2 separate regions of the Homo sapiens genome follow, and region 2 is linked to region 1. Evidence: read pairs that join two places in POLR2A ChIA-PET (ENCODE). Cell type or tissue: OCI-LY7. All regions are shown on one strand. Links, peaks and the distances in the headings refer to the core of each region. The heading gives the core; the rest is flanking DNA.

Region 1 (8,087 bases), core at 2,551-6,550:
TTGGACATGCCTCATTATGCCCTCCTCCCTTTTGTAATTCAAGAAAGCCAATGAGCATTTAACATCAACATAGACCTTAAGTCTGATAAGAAACATTTACAATCTATTCTCTCTGAAGCCTGCTACCTGGAGGCTTCATTTGCATGAGAAAACTTTGGCCTCTGCAACCGCTGATTGTAGCCCAGATATTCCTTTCTATGGATAATAACTTTTTCAACCAATTGCCAACCAGAAAATTCTATTTTTAAAAATTTTTATTTATTTATTTGTTTGTTTATTTATTTATTTATTTTTCAGACAGAGTCTCACTCTTGTCACCCAGGCTGGAGTGCTGTGGCACGATCTTGGCTCACTTCAACCTCCGCCTCCCAGGTTCAAGCGATTCTCCTGCCTCAGCCTCCTGAGTAGCTGGGATTACAGGCGCCTGCCATCATATCCGGCTAATTTTTGGACTTCTAGTAGAGACGGGATTTCACCATGGTGGCCAGGCTGGTTTCGAACTCCTGACCTCAGGTGTTCCGCCCACCTCGGCCTCCCAAAGTGCTGGGATTACAGGCGTGAGCCATCGCGCCCGGCCGCCAGTCAGAAAATTTAAAAATCTACCTATCAAGATATCAAAATCTACCTTTCCAGCACTAAGTCTGTGTCATATATTAATTCATTTAGTCTTCATAACACTAAGAGATAGGTTTGTTATTATCATAGGTAGAACCTGGAACCACCTTCCCCTCACCCCGCTTAAAGTTGTCCCATTTTTCTGGACTGAACCAATGTATATCTTACATGTATTTGATGTCTTATATCCCCTAGAATATAAAAGCCGAGCTGTGCCCTGTCCACCTTGGGCATATGTTCTCGTGGTCTCTCAAGGGTGCTGTCATGGGTCATGGTCACTCACATTTGGCTCAGAATAAATCTCTTAAAAAATTTCACAGAGTTTGACTCTTGTTGTTGACAATAGCGAGGTCTTTAGTTTTAATTCCTTTTTTATTTTAATTTTAAATACATTTTTATTGTGGTAGAATATACATAACATAAAATTTACCATTGTAGCCATTAATAAGTGCACAACTCGGCGGGGCGCGGTGGCTCACGCCTATAATCCCAGCACTTTGGGAGGCCGAGGCGGGCAGATCACAAGGTCAGGAGATCGAGACCACGGTGAAACCCCGTCTCTACTAAAAATACAAAAAAATTAGCCGGGCACAGTGGCGGCGCCTGTAGTCCCAGCTACTAGGGAGGCTGAGGCAGGAGAATGGCGTGAACCCGGGAAGCGGAGCTTGCACTGAGCCGAGATCGCGCCACTGCACTCCAGCCTTGGCGACAAAGCGAGACTCCGTCTCAAAAAAAAAAAAAAAAAAAAAGTGCACAACTCAATGGGATTCAATGCATTTCCAATGTTGGATGACCAACACCACCATCCATTGCCAACACTTTTTCATCATCCCAAACAGAAACTCTGTACTCCTTAAATAACAACCCCCCATTCTCCCCAGCAGTCCCCGAGCCTCTATTGTACTTTCTGTCTCTGTAAATTTGTCTGTTCTATGTACCTCATAAAAATGGAATCATAGAATATTTTTCTCTTGGGTTTGGTTTATTTCACTTGGCATAATGTTTTCAGGTTTCATCTATGTCATAGCATGGATCAGAATTCCACGCTTCTTATGGCTGAGTAATATTCCATTGTATGCACGTACCTGTTTATGCATTTATCTGTTGATGGAATGTGGCTGTTTCTACCCTTTGGCTATTGCAAATATGTGCTATGAGCATTGCTGTAAAAAAGTATCTGTTTGGTTGGGCGCTGTGGCTCACGCCTGTAAACCCAGCACTTTGTGGGGCTGAAGTGGGCGGATTACCTGAGGTCGGGAGCTCCAGACCAGCCTGACCAACATGGTGAAGCCCTGTGTCTACTAAAAATACAAAAATTAGCCAGGTATAATGGCGGGCACCTGTAATCCCAGCTACTCGGGAGGTTGAGGCAGGAGAATCGCTTGAACCAGGGAGGCGGAGGTTGCAGTGAGCTGAGATCCCACCACTGCACTCCAGCCTGGGTAACAGAGCGAGACTCTGTCTCAAAGAAAAAAAAAAAAGTATCTGTTTGATACCTTTAATTATTTGGGTTTATACCTACAAGTGGAATTGCTGGGTCATGTGGTATTCTCTTTAATTTTTTTGTTTTCCTCAGTGGCTGCATCATTTTACATTTGCTCCAGCAATAGACAAAGGTTCCAATTTCTCTACATCCTCACCAACACTCATTATTTTTGGTATCTCATTGTGGTTTAGTTATAATTCCTTTTGATCTCATCCAAAGCAGATTACCCACTACCTGTCATCCTCTCACCCACAGAACGCAACTCTTTGCTTCCATGCTGGTATCACAGCGTGGCCTCGTGTTTGTTGAACGTTTGCCTTGCTGAGCAGCCCAGGAGTTGGCAAACTGTGGCCTGGGGCTGCAGGTGAAACCTGGTGGCTGCTTGTTTTTGTATAGTCCACAACCTAAAGATGGTTTTTATATTTTTAACTGGTTAAAAAAAAAAAAAAGAAAAAGAATATTTTGTGAAATATAAAAACTATATAAAATTCAAATTTCATTGTTTATGAATACTCTTATTGGAACACAGCCATGCTTACATATTTAGGTACTGCCCATGGCTGCTTTTGCCTTAGAAGGCAGAATAGAGTAGTGGCAACAGGGGCTGTATGGCCTGTAGAGCCTAAAATATTCACCATGTGGCCCTTTAGAGAAAAGGTTTGCTGAACCCTGCACTGGACCCTGAACTCAGGGACAGTGATCCTGCCGTCTCCAGGGTGCCTGGCCATTGGTAGGAAATTAACAAATAGTCATCGTATTGGTTCATTCTCTCATACTAACTCCAGACACAAAAATAAATTTGAGTTAGATCAGAGAACTAAATATAAACTTAGAGTATTCTAGAAGAAAACATAGAATAATATTGTCGTAGGCTTGGGTTAGGCAATGATTTCTTAGGACACAAAAAGCACTAACCATCAAATAAAATAAATAAATTGGTCAACATTAAATTTTTAAGCTTTGTTCATCCAAAGATACTACAGACCAATCTGGAACCTGCCACATGTACCAAAATCCATGTATACTCAAGTTCCCCAGTCGGTTCTGTGGAATCTGAGTATATGAAAAGTCAGCCCTCTGTTTTGCAACCTGAAAATACTGTATTTTCGATTTGCAGTTGGTTAAAAAAAATCTACGTATAAGTGGAACCACACAGTTCAAACCTGTGTTGTTCAAGGGTCAACTGTATTAGGAGAATAAGTAGACAAGCCACAGATTGGGGGAAAATTTTGCATATGTGATAACTTGTATCCAAAGTATATAAAGAACTACAAATAATAATACAAAGATAAACACAACTTTTAAAAATGAGCAAAAGACATCGAAGTGCAATTTAAAACCACAATGAGATACAATTTCATGCATATTAGAAGAGCGAAAAAACAAAAACAAAAAAGGAAACAAATGTTGGTGAAGATGAAGAGTAACCAGAAGGCTGGTTCATTGCTAAAGGGTGTACAACTGTCTGGCAGTTTCTTATAGACTCTACTCTTACGTATTACCCAAGAGAAATGAAAACCTGTGTCTACACAAAGACTTATTCATGAATATGCGTAGCAGCTTTATTCATAATAGCCACAAACCGGAAACAACCCAAATGGCATTAATAGCAAAATAGATTTTTTAAAAATTATTTTATTTTATTTTTTCGAGACAGAGTCTTGCTCTCTTGCCCAAGCTGGAGTGCGGTGGCATGCTCTTGGCTTACTGCAACCTCTGCCTCACAGGTTCAAGCAATTCTCCTGCCTCAGCCTCCTGAGTAGCTGGGACTACAGGCGCCTGCCACCCCGACTGACTAATTTTTGTATTTTTAGTAGAGACAGGGCTTTGCCATGTTGGCCAAGCTGGTCTCAAACTCCTGACCTCAGGTGATTCACCCGCCTCGGCCTCCCAAAATGCTGGGATTATAGGCATGAGCCACCGCATCCAGCTGCAAAATAGATTTTTTAAAAATGAGGTCTATCTATACAGTGAAATATGATTATTCAGTAAGAAAATGGAACAGACAGTCCATGCAACAACATGAATGAATCTCAAAATCACGTAGAGTGGAAGAAGACAGACATGAAGGAGCACAGTCTGAATTATTCCATTTCTATGAAATTACAGGAAAGATTAATCTATAGCAACCAAAAGCAGGTTAGTCATTGCCTCTGGGGGGTGGGGCATGGGGCTTGGCATTGCTTAACAAACAGCCCATGGTGCTTTCTGGGCTAAAGGACACATTCCCTTACTTGTTTTGGGTGGATGTTAATTACAGGGGGGTATATCATTCTCAAAACTCAGAACTGAACACTTAAGATCTGTGCTTTTATTGTATGTACATTATGCTTCCTTTTAGATAATGGGAGAGGAACAGCTGCCCTTGAAAGGTGACAAAATATTCCTTCATAGATGGACAGTGTCCAAGTGTCAGCCCCCATTCTGGCCTTGGTGAGCCCAGTTGGATTGTGAAGGAAACGGAGAAAGCATGGTGCCCTGATGTCTGTCCACTGCGAATGGCGTTTCCTGTTTTAACCAGACTTCTCTTGTGAAGGAAAAAATAGCCATCACTCCATGAGCCCTTCAATTGCCAGTCTAGAAGGCCATTTCCTGGCCTTGCGAAAAAACGACAGCACCCTCTGCCCAGCCTAGAACATCTTCTACCTGCTGGGCCCTGCTGGTGGCTGGGGCCCATCTGAATGCAATCACTTGTTTGTCCCTGGCCAGGGAGAACATCCTTCCAGCAGCCTTGCCTGGATCTGCTGAGTGAGCACCCAGGCTCCCAACACTGCAGGGGAGGGGGAGAAGCAGAAGCAGTGATTGTCTCTACTTTTATTTTTAGATGATCAGTGAGACAAAGCTGCCTGCATGAGGCAAGTTGTCAAGACCTCTGACTTCCTTATGGATCTGAAGCCAGCTTCTCAGTCTTCTCTCATTGTATCAGTTTCCTATGGCTTAAGGATAACAAATGTCCTTAAGCACTAAGTGGCTTAAAACAACACAAATGCATTAGCTTACAGTTCCAGAGGTCAGAAGTCCAACACAAGTCTCATGCAGCTAAAATCAAGGTTTTGCCAGTTCCTTCTGGATGTACAAGAGGAGAATCTGTTTCCTTGCCTTTTCCAGCCTTAGAGGCTGCCCACATTCCTTGGCTCATGGCCTCTTCTCCACTGAAAGCCAGCAGCGTTGGCTCTCTCTGTGCCTTTCTTCTAGAGTCACATTTCTTTCTGACTACTTGACTGTCTTCTTCTTCCACTTTTAAGGACCTATGAGATTACACTGGGCCACTTGGATAATCCAAGCTGAACTCCTTATTTTAAGGTTAGCTGATGAGTCAAGCTAATTCTGTTTACAATCTTAATTCCCTCTTGCCATGCAAGGGAACACAGTCATAGGTTTTGGGAATTAGGATGTGGATATTTTTAGAGAGCCATTGTTCTGCTGATTGCACTCCCTGATGTTCAAGTCCAACTTTAACTCATAAGCTCCTTACTCTCTTAAAATGGCCCTAGGTTGATAGTTTGGTTCCAAGACTTATAAGGTGTGTGGATAATGGTAACAGCAACAGCAATAATTACAGCAACCATACACCAAGAACATGCTATGAAGCAGGCACAGGAGACACATGATATCATCTGATCCCTGTAGGACCTGATGGAGTAGGCATCATCATCCCTATTATAGATGGGGAAACCGAGGCCTGGGCAGTATAAATAATGAGCCCAAGGTTACTCGGCTTTTAGATGGCAGATTCAAGATTGGAACTATAGCTTGCCTGACTTTAACGACTTCCGTCCTGACAGCAAATGACTAAATAGCAAACCTCTACCCTGTCTCCAAGTCAAGCTTCCTCTGAGCAGAGATTTTAGATGAGGAATAGAGATGATGTCTGTCCAATGCTTAGTGCAAAAGAGAACCCAAGACATGGAAGTTTAGTTAGGTAGCTTAAAAACAATATTATTGGCCTGGCGCAGTGGCTCATGCCTGTAATCCCAGCACTTTGGCAGGCTGAGGTGGGCAGATCACCTAAGGTCAGTAGTTCAAGACCAGCCTGGCCAACATGGTGAAATCTCATCTCTACTAAAAATACAAAAATTAGCTGGGTATGGTGGTGGGTACCTGTAATCCCAGCTACTTGGGAGGCTGAGGCAGGAGAATCACTTGAACCCAGGAGGCAGAGGTTGCAGTGAGCTGTGATTGTGCCACTGCACTCCAGCCTGGGTGACAGGGCAAGACTCTGTCTCAAAAAAATAAAAAATAAAAATAATATTGTTGCCTCTATCTCCCCTTTCCCTTTCCCCTTCTCTTTCCCTCCCCTCCCCTCCCCTCCCCTCCCCTCCCTTCCCCTCCCTTCTCCTCCCCCTCCCTTCCCCTCCCTTCTCCTCCCCCTCCCTTCCCCTCCCCTCTCCCTTCCCCTCCCCTCCCCTCCTCTCCCTGGCATCTTTTAAAGTGGGTGACAATGGGGTAAGGGTTTAGATCTAGGCTCTAAGTTTAGGCTACCCAGGTTCAACTTCTAATATTGTCACATTAGCTGCTTCCACTTGGGTCCACCTCACCCCTGTAAGCCTCAAGTTCCTCCTCATTTGTAAAAATCGTAGTGTGATACTATCTGCCTTGCCAAGTGCTGGGTGGATTAGAAACAATCATGCATGCATAGCACACGGTAAACGATCACTATTAAGCCACTCCCACATGTCCATTATTGAAGCAGGTGGTGTGAACAAGAGAGGCATGTATGGTCTTTGTTCACAAGCATCTCTCCCTCTCTCCCTCAGCCTTTCTTTCTCTGTCTTTTACACACACACACACACACACACACACACACACACACACACCAGTTAATGACATCAAGGGGGAAGTTAGGAAAGATGAAAAATTGGAGACCAAGACGGTCATAACATGGTTCTAATTTGTGGTTAAGAAATTCATGAAGGAATAGGTCAATGTGTACCCAGAGAAAGGAAAGATTCACTTATGAAGAACGTGGGAGTGAATCACAAGACTGTCACTGTCTGCAACCCTTGAAGGGGCCCCTTGACCATCTTGCTGGGCGATTTGAATCACCAGATGTGGTCTACCACAGTGTCTCTCATGCCGCTGCTCACATATGAACTTCATGATTTTTGCCATATCTCTTGCTGCCTTGTTTAGTGTTGACTTAAGATTTTTCTTTCATTATTTGGATATTGACTACACTGACATAAAAAGGAAACTTTATGTCACTATGGTAAATGGGAGGCTGATTTTCTTGCCACAGATAGAAACTGTGAAAAAAATACATACCGTTTTTTTTTTTAAAGAATGCTTTTTTTAAACTTTTTTTTTAGGTTCAGGGGTACACGTGCGGGTTTGTTATATAGGTAAATTGTGTGTCATGGGGTTTTGGTGTACAGATTATTTTGCCACCCAGGTAATAAGTATAGTACGAATAGGTAGTTTTTCCATCCTCTCCCCACCCCACCCTCCACCCTTAAGTATATATGTGTTCATGAAAATACACAACTATTAAAAGTAATACAGCCAGGTGCAGTGGCTCATGCCCGTAACCCCAGCACTTTGGGAGGCCGAGGCGAGCGGATCACCTGAAGTCAGGAGTTTGAGATCAGCCTGGCCAACATGGTGAAACCTCGTCTCTACTAAAAATACCAAAATTAGCCGGGCGTGGTGGCGTGCGTCTGTAATCCCAGCTACTCGGGAGGCTGAAGCAGAAGAATTGCTTGAACCCACGAGGCAGAGGTTGCAGTGAGCCAAGATCGCATCACTGCACTCCAGCCTGGGCAACAGAGCGAGACTCCACCACAAAAAAAAAAAAAAGAAAAAAAAGTAATACATAATGTTGCCGATAGCTCTCTGAATACCCTTCTGTATCCCACCAGTGTTTGGTATAACATACTTCAGGGTGCACCACTCTTGCAGAAAAAGCTGAAAATTCTGTATCTTTAGTTATTTGATTTTTTTTTTGTTTTAGAAATGGGGTCTGGCTCTGTCACCCAGGCTGGAGTGC
Region 2 (8,087 bases), core at 2,787-6,786, 110 kb before region 1:
GTGACCCTCTTGTGGACAAAAAGGTGAGATTAGATGCAAAGTTTCCACCTCAGCTCACAATCGTTCTTCTACCCCTGCCCTGAGTCCACTGAGTCCACAGCTAAAGGGAGTCCCTGGAAGCCATATTTGTTCTTCATAACCCAGTTGATAGCTGATCCAACAAGAGATGAATGCCTGCTGGAAACTAGAACAATCGAGTTCTTTCCCCCAGGGAACATGGAAGTTGCCTTGAGGACTGTCAGTCGGCCACAGCAAAGGCAAAGTTTCCAGATAAAACGAGGCACCTGCCAGGTCTCTAGGCTGGAGCGAAGCCATCATTGCACAACTTCAAATGTCCCAGAACAAAGATAGACATTGGCTGGCTGGGAAGCAGCTGTCGTTCTGCCTCGGGGTGACAGGCGTCATTTTCTTGAGTTGCTAGCTCATGGTAAAGGTCTGCTTTCTATAGTGGAGACCTAGATGTGCAAGTCCCAGCAAGCCTGGGGCTTGGGGGATCCGGGTGCTAGCTGTGGTTTGATCACCCATCATCGATGGCCTTAGGACTTTTTTTTTTTTTTGAGATGGAGACTTACTGTCACCAAAGCTGGAGTGTAGTGGCGTGATCTCGGCTCACTGTAACCTCCACCTCCCGGGTTCAAGCAATCCTCCTGCCTCAGCCTCCCTAGTGGCTGGGATTACAGGCACTCAACACCATGCCCTGCTAGGTTTTTTATTTTTAGCAGAGACGGGGTTTCGCCATGTTGGCCAGGCTGTTCTCAAACTCCTGGCCTCAAGTGATATGCCCACCTTGGCCTCCCAAAGTGCTGGGATTACAGGAATGAGCCACCACGCCCAGCCGGGACTTTTTCCTTTTCTGGAATCAGTTTTCCCACCTGGCAAAGGGGCAAATTGGATGAGATCATGTAATCTATGGTTTATGTAGTTATTTTAATAAATAGACCAAAAAGAGAGAAGGGAATTCCTTGCCAACATGTAGAGTTTTTCGTATTTTCTTAAGTGGTCCTGGAGGTATCTGAACACCACAGTAAAATGTAAATGAAACTGTTTTATAATATTCATGTTCTAAAAGTTAAAATTTCAGGCCAGACACCGTGGCTTATGCCTGTAATCCCAGCACTTTGGGAAGCCGAGGCAGGTGATCATCTGAGGTCGGGAGTTCGAGACCAGCCTGACCAACATGGAGGAACCCCGTCTCTACTAAAAATACAAAAAAATTAGCCGGGCGTGGTGGCGCATGCCTGTAATCCCAGCTACTTGGGACGCTGAGGCAGGAGAATAGCTTGAACCCAGGAGGCGGAGGTTGCAGTGAGCCAAGATCGTGCCATTACACTCCTGCCTGGGGGACAAGAGCAAAACTCTGTCTCAAAAAAAAAAAAAAAAGTTAAAATTTCGACAGGTGAAAATGGTTTCCCTCTGTCTTTTTGGTTGTGATCTCTTAGTTTTCATCTCCACAGACAAGCAGTTACAGGAAATCTTGCACAGGACAGCTGCCCGTAGCAAAAAATTATCTGGTGCAAAATGTCAGCAGTGCTAAGGTTGAGAAACCTTGCTTTACACATATATTAGCAAATATAAGTGCGCATGCACACACAGAGGCACACACACCCTTTCATACACAAATGGGGGCTACACTGCACATATTTCTACATCTCGTCTTTTTTACCTAACCATGGAGATAGTTGTGTATCTGCACAGATAGACTCTTTCGAGCTGCAGAATACTGTATTCTCCTGTACAGATAGATCACTTATTTACTCAGTCCCCTATTGATAGACATTCAGATTGCTGCCAGCTTCTACAAATAATATTGCTATAATTATTCTTGTTCATAGCTTTGTGTGCAAATGCCCATATGCTATTGTATCTGTCTGATAATTCCTCTAAACAGAATAATCAGGTCAAAGAGTATGCAGCTTTAAAATGTTGACAGACCTCACAGAAGTCCTCCAAAGATGACTGATTTATGTTCTTACCAACTATGTAGTGCTATGCCTTGCTGACACCTTTATTAACAAAATAGAGCCTTCTGTCTTTAAGTTGACTTAGCTTCAACTAATTATGTATTTGAAACCAACTGTAATTTCCAACCATTCGTTTTTCAACAAACATTTATCCTTTGTGTCAGGAACTGGGATGAGAGGAATGAGGGGATACCCTCAAAATATCCTCATTAGACTAGAGGTACAGAGACAGGCTAACACATAGTTTGTACCACAGTGTGACAAAGGCTATGAATTAGGTAACATAACATAAAGGATATTTCCTGTAGCTTTTAGTTTTCATGGAGGCCCAGGGTGTGTCCAATCTTCTAATTTTCTTTTTCTTTCTTTCTTTTTTCTCTTGAGACAGTTTTGCTCGTGTTGCCCAGGCTGCAGTACAATGGCGCGATCTTGGCTCACTGCAACCTCCGCCTCCCGGGTTCAAGCGATTCTCCTGCCTCAGCCTCCTGAGTAGCTGAGATTACAGGCATGCACCACCACGCCCGGCTAATTTTTTTGTATTTGTATTAGAGATGGGGTTTCACCATGTTGATCGGCTGGTCTTGAACTACCGACCTCAGGTGATCTGCCCACCTCGGTCTCCCAGAGTGCTGGGATTACAGGCATGAGCCACCACGCCCGGCCTTTTTCTTTCTTTCATTCTTTTTTTTTTTTGAGACAGAGTCTCGCTCTGTTGCCCAGGCTGGAGTGCAGTGGTGTGATCTCAGCTCACTGCAACCTCAACCTCTTGGACTCAAGCGATCCTCCCACCTCAGCCTCTCAAGTAGCTGGGGCTACAGACGCACCACCACGCCCAGCTAATTTTGTTTATTTTTTGTACAGGCTAGGTCCTACTATGTTGCCCAGGCTGGTCTTGAACTCCTGGACTCAAGCAATCCTCCTGCCTCGGCCTCCCAAAGTGCCGGGATTATAGGCATGAGCCACCGCACCCAGCCTTAATTTTTCAAGAAAAGCCTGGAAACTAGGTTTTTATATCACAGCTTTTTATTTTGAAATATTGGCAAAAAATTTAAATATTATTTCAGTTGGCATAATGTCCTCAAGGTTCATCCATGTTGTAGCATTTTATTTTATTTATCTTTTGAGACTGAGTCTCACTCTGTCACCCAGGCTGGAGTGCAGCGGCACAATCTGCAACATCTGCCTCCCAGCTTCCAGTGATTCTCCTTCCTCAGCCTCCTGAGGAGCTGGGATTACAGGTGCATGCCACCATGCCCGGCTAATTTTTGTATTTTTAGTAGAGATGGGGTTTCACCAGATTGGCCAGGCTGGTCTCGAACTTCTGACCTCAAGTGATCCGCCTCCCTCGGCCTCCCAAAGTGTTGGGATAACAGGCGTGAGCCACCATGCTGGTCATGTTGTAGCATTTTAATGTTGAATAATGTTTCATTATATATATGTACTGCGTTTTTGTTAATTCATTAATCTAATGATGGATATTTGGGTTGTTTCTACCTTTTGACTATTGGGAATGATGTGGATATAAATACTGATGTACAAATATCTGAGTCCCAGTTTTCAATTCTTTTAGATATATATATCTAGGAGTGGGATTGCTGAATTATGTTCTAATTCTGTATTTACCTTTAAGATTTTTTAACTTTAAACATTTTAATCTGTATTTAATGGAAAAACATAAGAAAGGAAAAATATCCCAGAGGAAAAATATGCAAATAAATTCTACCTCTGGTTGATATACAGTTATTAATAACAAAACTAGTGTGAGTTTAGAGAGAATGTTTAGCAAACACTGATAAATGAAAAGAAAAAAAATTACCAAAAACCCTGTATCTGCAAAACAACCACTGTTAATAGTGATCTTTATTTTCAGAGAATACAAATATAGATCAAGATTAATAGTGAAAATAAGGCCAGCATTTAGAACAGTATATGTAAAATCATTATTTAAAAACAAACAAGGCTGGGTACGGTGGCTCACACCTGTAATCCCAGCACTTTGGGAGACCGAGGCGGGCAGATCACCTGAAGTCAGGAGTTCAAGACCAGCCTGGCCAACATGGTGAAACCCCGACTCTACTAAAAATACAAAAAAAATTAGCGAGGCATGGTGGTGGCAGGTGCTTGTAATCCCACCTACTCAGGAGGCTGAGGAAGGAGAATTGCTTGAACCTGGGAAGTGCAGGTTGCAGGGAGCCGAGATCGTGCCATTGCACTCCAGCCTGGTCAACAAGAGCGAAACTCCGTCTCAAACAAACAAACAAACAAACAAACAAACTAGGCCAGGCACGGTGGCTCACGCCTGTAATCCCAGCACTTTGGGAGGCCGAGGTGGGAGAATCGCTTGAGGCCAGGAGTTCAAGACCAGCCTGGCCAACATGGTAAAACCCTGTCACTACCAAAAATACAAAAATTAGCCAGGCACGGTGGTGCGCACCTGTAGTCCCAGCTATTTGGGAGGCTGAGGCAGAAGAATTGCTTGAGGCTGGGAGGCAGAGGTTGTAGCAAGCTGAGATCATGCCATTGCACTCTAGTGTGGGAGACAGAGTGAGACCCTGTCTCAAAACAAAAAACAAACAACCCCCGCCCCGAAAAAAAACCCCAAAACAAAACAAAAAAAACAAACAAAGCCAAGATCTCTCTGAGGTTGTGCCAAGCCCACTGTGCTTTTTCTCATTTATCTTGGCTTCTGAAAGAAAGGAATGCTATTATGACCACTTTACAGTGGGAAAGGTTGTGTCGTAGGGCTTCTACATCATGTGTCAGAGCTGGGATTTGAACCCAGGCCATCCCAGTGCCCATGTTTACCTGTAGGCACAGCAGCCTCACAGATGTCACATCACACACAGTGTTTGCGAAATTTATCTCAACTTTTGTTGTGATGAAAAATTTCCGACAAATACTTTTCTGCAAGATAATTTTTTAACCACTGCACACTATTCCAGGGATGGGTGTATCAATCCCATACATCTCTATTGATTATGTCTCCATGATTTCATGTTTATACTATTACATCAATGAGGTGAATAGCATTGTCTATATATATTTGCACGCATTCTTATTTTTTTTAGGATAAATTCCCAGAAGTGGAATTGCCCAATAAAACAAAAAAGACTTCAAGCCATTTGATATACACTGCCAAGCTGGCTCTCAGAAAATTGTGCTAATTTACATTTCTAACATCAGTATATAAGAGTGCTTTCTTCTATATGTTACCAACACTGGTTATTAACAATGGAAATTCTTTTGCAAATCTTATAGTTCAAAATATTATATATTACCTTATTATTCATGATATTTTCTGGTAAAATTAAAATGCTAACCATACCAAGAGTAGGCAAGAATGTAGAGGGACTTGGCCAGGCACAATGGATCACACCTGTAATACTAGCACTTTGGGAGGCCAAGGTGGGTGGATCATTTGTTGGGAGTTCAAGACCAGCCTGGCTGACATGGTGAAACCCCATCTCTACTAAAAATTTAAAAATTAGCTTGGCATGGTTGTGTGCTCCTGTAATCCCAGCTACTCGAGAGGCTGAGGCTGGAGAATCGCTTGAAACTGGGAGGTGGAGGAGGTTGCAGTGAGCCGTGATTGCACCACTGTACTCTAGCCTGGGTGACAGACTGAGACTCTATCTCAAAAAAAAAAGCTGCCATGGGGGCTCATGCCTGTAATCCCAGCACTTTGGGAGGCCGAGGTGGGTGGATCACCTGGGGTCGGGAGTTTGAGACCAACCTGACCAACATGGAGAAACCCTGTCTCTACTAAAAATACAAAATTAGCTGGGCATGGTGGCGCATGCCTGTAATCCCAGCTACTCAGGAGGCTGAGGCAGGAGAATCACTTGAACCTGGGAGGCGTAGGTTGTGGTGAGCTGAGATGGTGCCGTTGCACTCCAGCCTGGGCAACAAGAATGAAACTTCATCTCAGAAAAGAAAAGAAAGAAAGAAAAAGAATGTGGAGGGACTGGAACTCTCATATACCACTGGTAGGAAAGAAAGATGTTGCAACCATTCTGGAAAATAGTTTGACAGTTTCTTTAAAAGTTCAATGTCCATCTACCCTATGATCTAGCCATTTCATGCCTTGGTATTTATCCAAGAGAAAAGGAAATAGATGTCCATACAAAGAGTTGTACACAAATGTTTATAGTGGTTTTAATTGTAATAACTTCAAACTGAAAATAAACCATATGTCCGTCAACAACTTAATAGATAAACAAATTGTGGTACATCCATACAATGGAATAGCACTCAGCAATAAAAGTAAATGAACTATTGATACATGCAATGACATTAGTGATTCTCAAAATTATTATGCTGAGTGAAAGATGCCAGACAACAAAGAGTACATGCCATTTGATTCCATTTGTATAAACACTAAGAAGTATACACTAATCTCCATTTAGTGACACTAACCTATAATGACACTAATCTATAGTAAAGCAGACCAGTGGTTGCCTGGTAATCGGCGGGAGGAACAAAATAAAGTAATTACAAAGAAATCTTTTGGACTAATGGATATGGTTACTATATTGATTTGTGGTGATGATTTCATGGTCATATACATAGAACAGAACAAAACAAATTGTACCTTTTCAATATGTGTAGTTATTGTATGTTAATTACATGTCAATAAAGATGCTTTTAAAAATCCCCCCAGGTAGGCCAGGTGCAGTGGCTCATGCCTATAAGTCCAGCACTTTGGGAGGACAAGGTGGGAGGATTGCTTGAGCTCAGGAGTTTGAGACCAGCTTGGGCAACATGGCAAAACTCTGTCTCTACCCAAAATACAAAAATTAGCTTGGCATGGTGGTGCATGCCTGTGGTCCCAGCTACTTGGGAGACTGAGATGGGAGGATTGCGGGAGACTGGGAAGTTGAGGCTGCAGTGCGCCATGATGATGCTACTGCACTGTAGCTTGGGTGAGAGAATGAGACCCTGTCTCAAAAAAAAAAAAAAAAAAAAAATTCCTCTCAGGACGGTTGGCCCTACGTACGTGCGGATTCTGTATCCATGGATTAACTCAACTCAACTGAAAATATTTGAAAAAAAAAAAAAAAAGATGATTGCCGGGCGCAGTGGCTCACGCCTTTAATCCCAGCACTTTGGGAGGCTGAGGTGGGCGGATCACCTGAGGTCAGGAGTTCGAGACCAGCCTGACCAACATGGAGAAACCCCGCCTCTACTAAAAATACAAAAAAATTAGCCGGGCTTGGTGGCACATGCCTGTAATCCCAGCTACTCAGGAGGCTGAGGCAGGAGAATCACTTGAACCCGGGAGGCGAAGGTTGTGTTGAGCAGAGATTGCGCTATTGCATTCCAGCCTGGGCAACAAGCGTGAAACTCTGTTTAAAAAAAAAAAAAATGCATCTGCAGTGAACATGTACTGACTTTCTTTCTTGTCGTTTCCTGAATAATACTGTACAACAACTATTTATATAGGCTTAGGTGTTATAAGTAATCTACAGGTAACTTAATGTGTACAGGAGGATGTACATAAGCTGTATGCAAATATACCTTTTTCTTTTGTTTTTTGAGACAGGGTGTGTTTCTGTTGCCCAGGCTGGAGTGCAGTGGCAAGATCTTGACTCACTGCAATCTCCACCTACTGGGCTTAAGCCATCTTCCCACCTCAGCCTCCCAAGTAGCAGGGACTACAGGGGGACGCCATCATGCTGAGCTAATATTTGTACTTTTTGTAGAGATGAGGTTTCGCCATGTTGTCTAGACTATGCTGGAACTCCTGAGCTGAAGTGATCCGCCTACCTTGGCCTGCCAAATACACCTTTTTCTGTCAGGAACTTGAGCATCTGTGGATTTTGGTATCCGTGGGAGGTCCTGGAACCAATCCCCCAGGGATATGGAGGGACAACTGTATTACAATATTCTCATTGTTTTACTTATTGTTGTTGTTTACTAAGCAGGGGCACTGAATATGGTCAGGCAGGCTGCCAGTTTCACAGTTCTCTATTTGGAGTGTCTGTTTCCAAATAGACACCCCCCCCGAAGCTGTGAAATGGGGCAGCTTCGCCAATAAGCTGAACATCATGGCATCTATTGATCAGCCTTTTATATTTCTTTTTACGGGTATTGCCTTTATTTTGAGGATTTTCCATCTGTAAGTTC

What was found. ChIA-PET counts read pairs that join two places held together with the same protein. Peaks named below come from ENCODE experiments on the same cell type or tissue, not always from the same donor. Only the 100,000 strongest peaks of a DNase experiment are listed, where the experiment ranks them.
Region 2: POLR2A ChIA-PET joins it to region 1 with 5 read pairs; 6 of 35 experiments call an interaction of 5 or more read pairs at or near these places.

What each region holds. Positions count from the first base shown.
Region 1 is chr20:53,886,343-53,894,429 of GRCh38, forward strand. No RefSeq gene overlaps it. Among named protein-coding and RNA genes, the nearest start is that of BCAS1-AS1, 25 kb to the right of the region's middle. In OCI-LY7, for the core only: no CTCF peak of the experiment used is centred there; no DNase peak of the experiment used is centred there; H3K4me3 peaks cover 16 bases; H3K27ac peaks cover 1,746 bases.
Region 2 is chr20:53,777,954-53,786,040 of GRCh38, forward strand. No RefSeq gene overlaps it. Among named protein-coding and RNA genes, the nearest start is that of BCAS1-AS1, 130 kb to the right of the region's middle. RefSeq lists a silencer at 1,843-2,043. In OCI-LY7, for the core only: no CTCF peak of the experiment used is centred there; no DNase peak of the experiment used is centred there.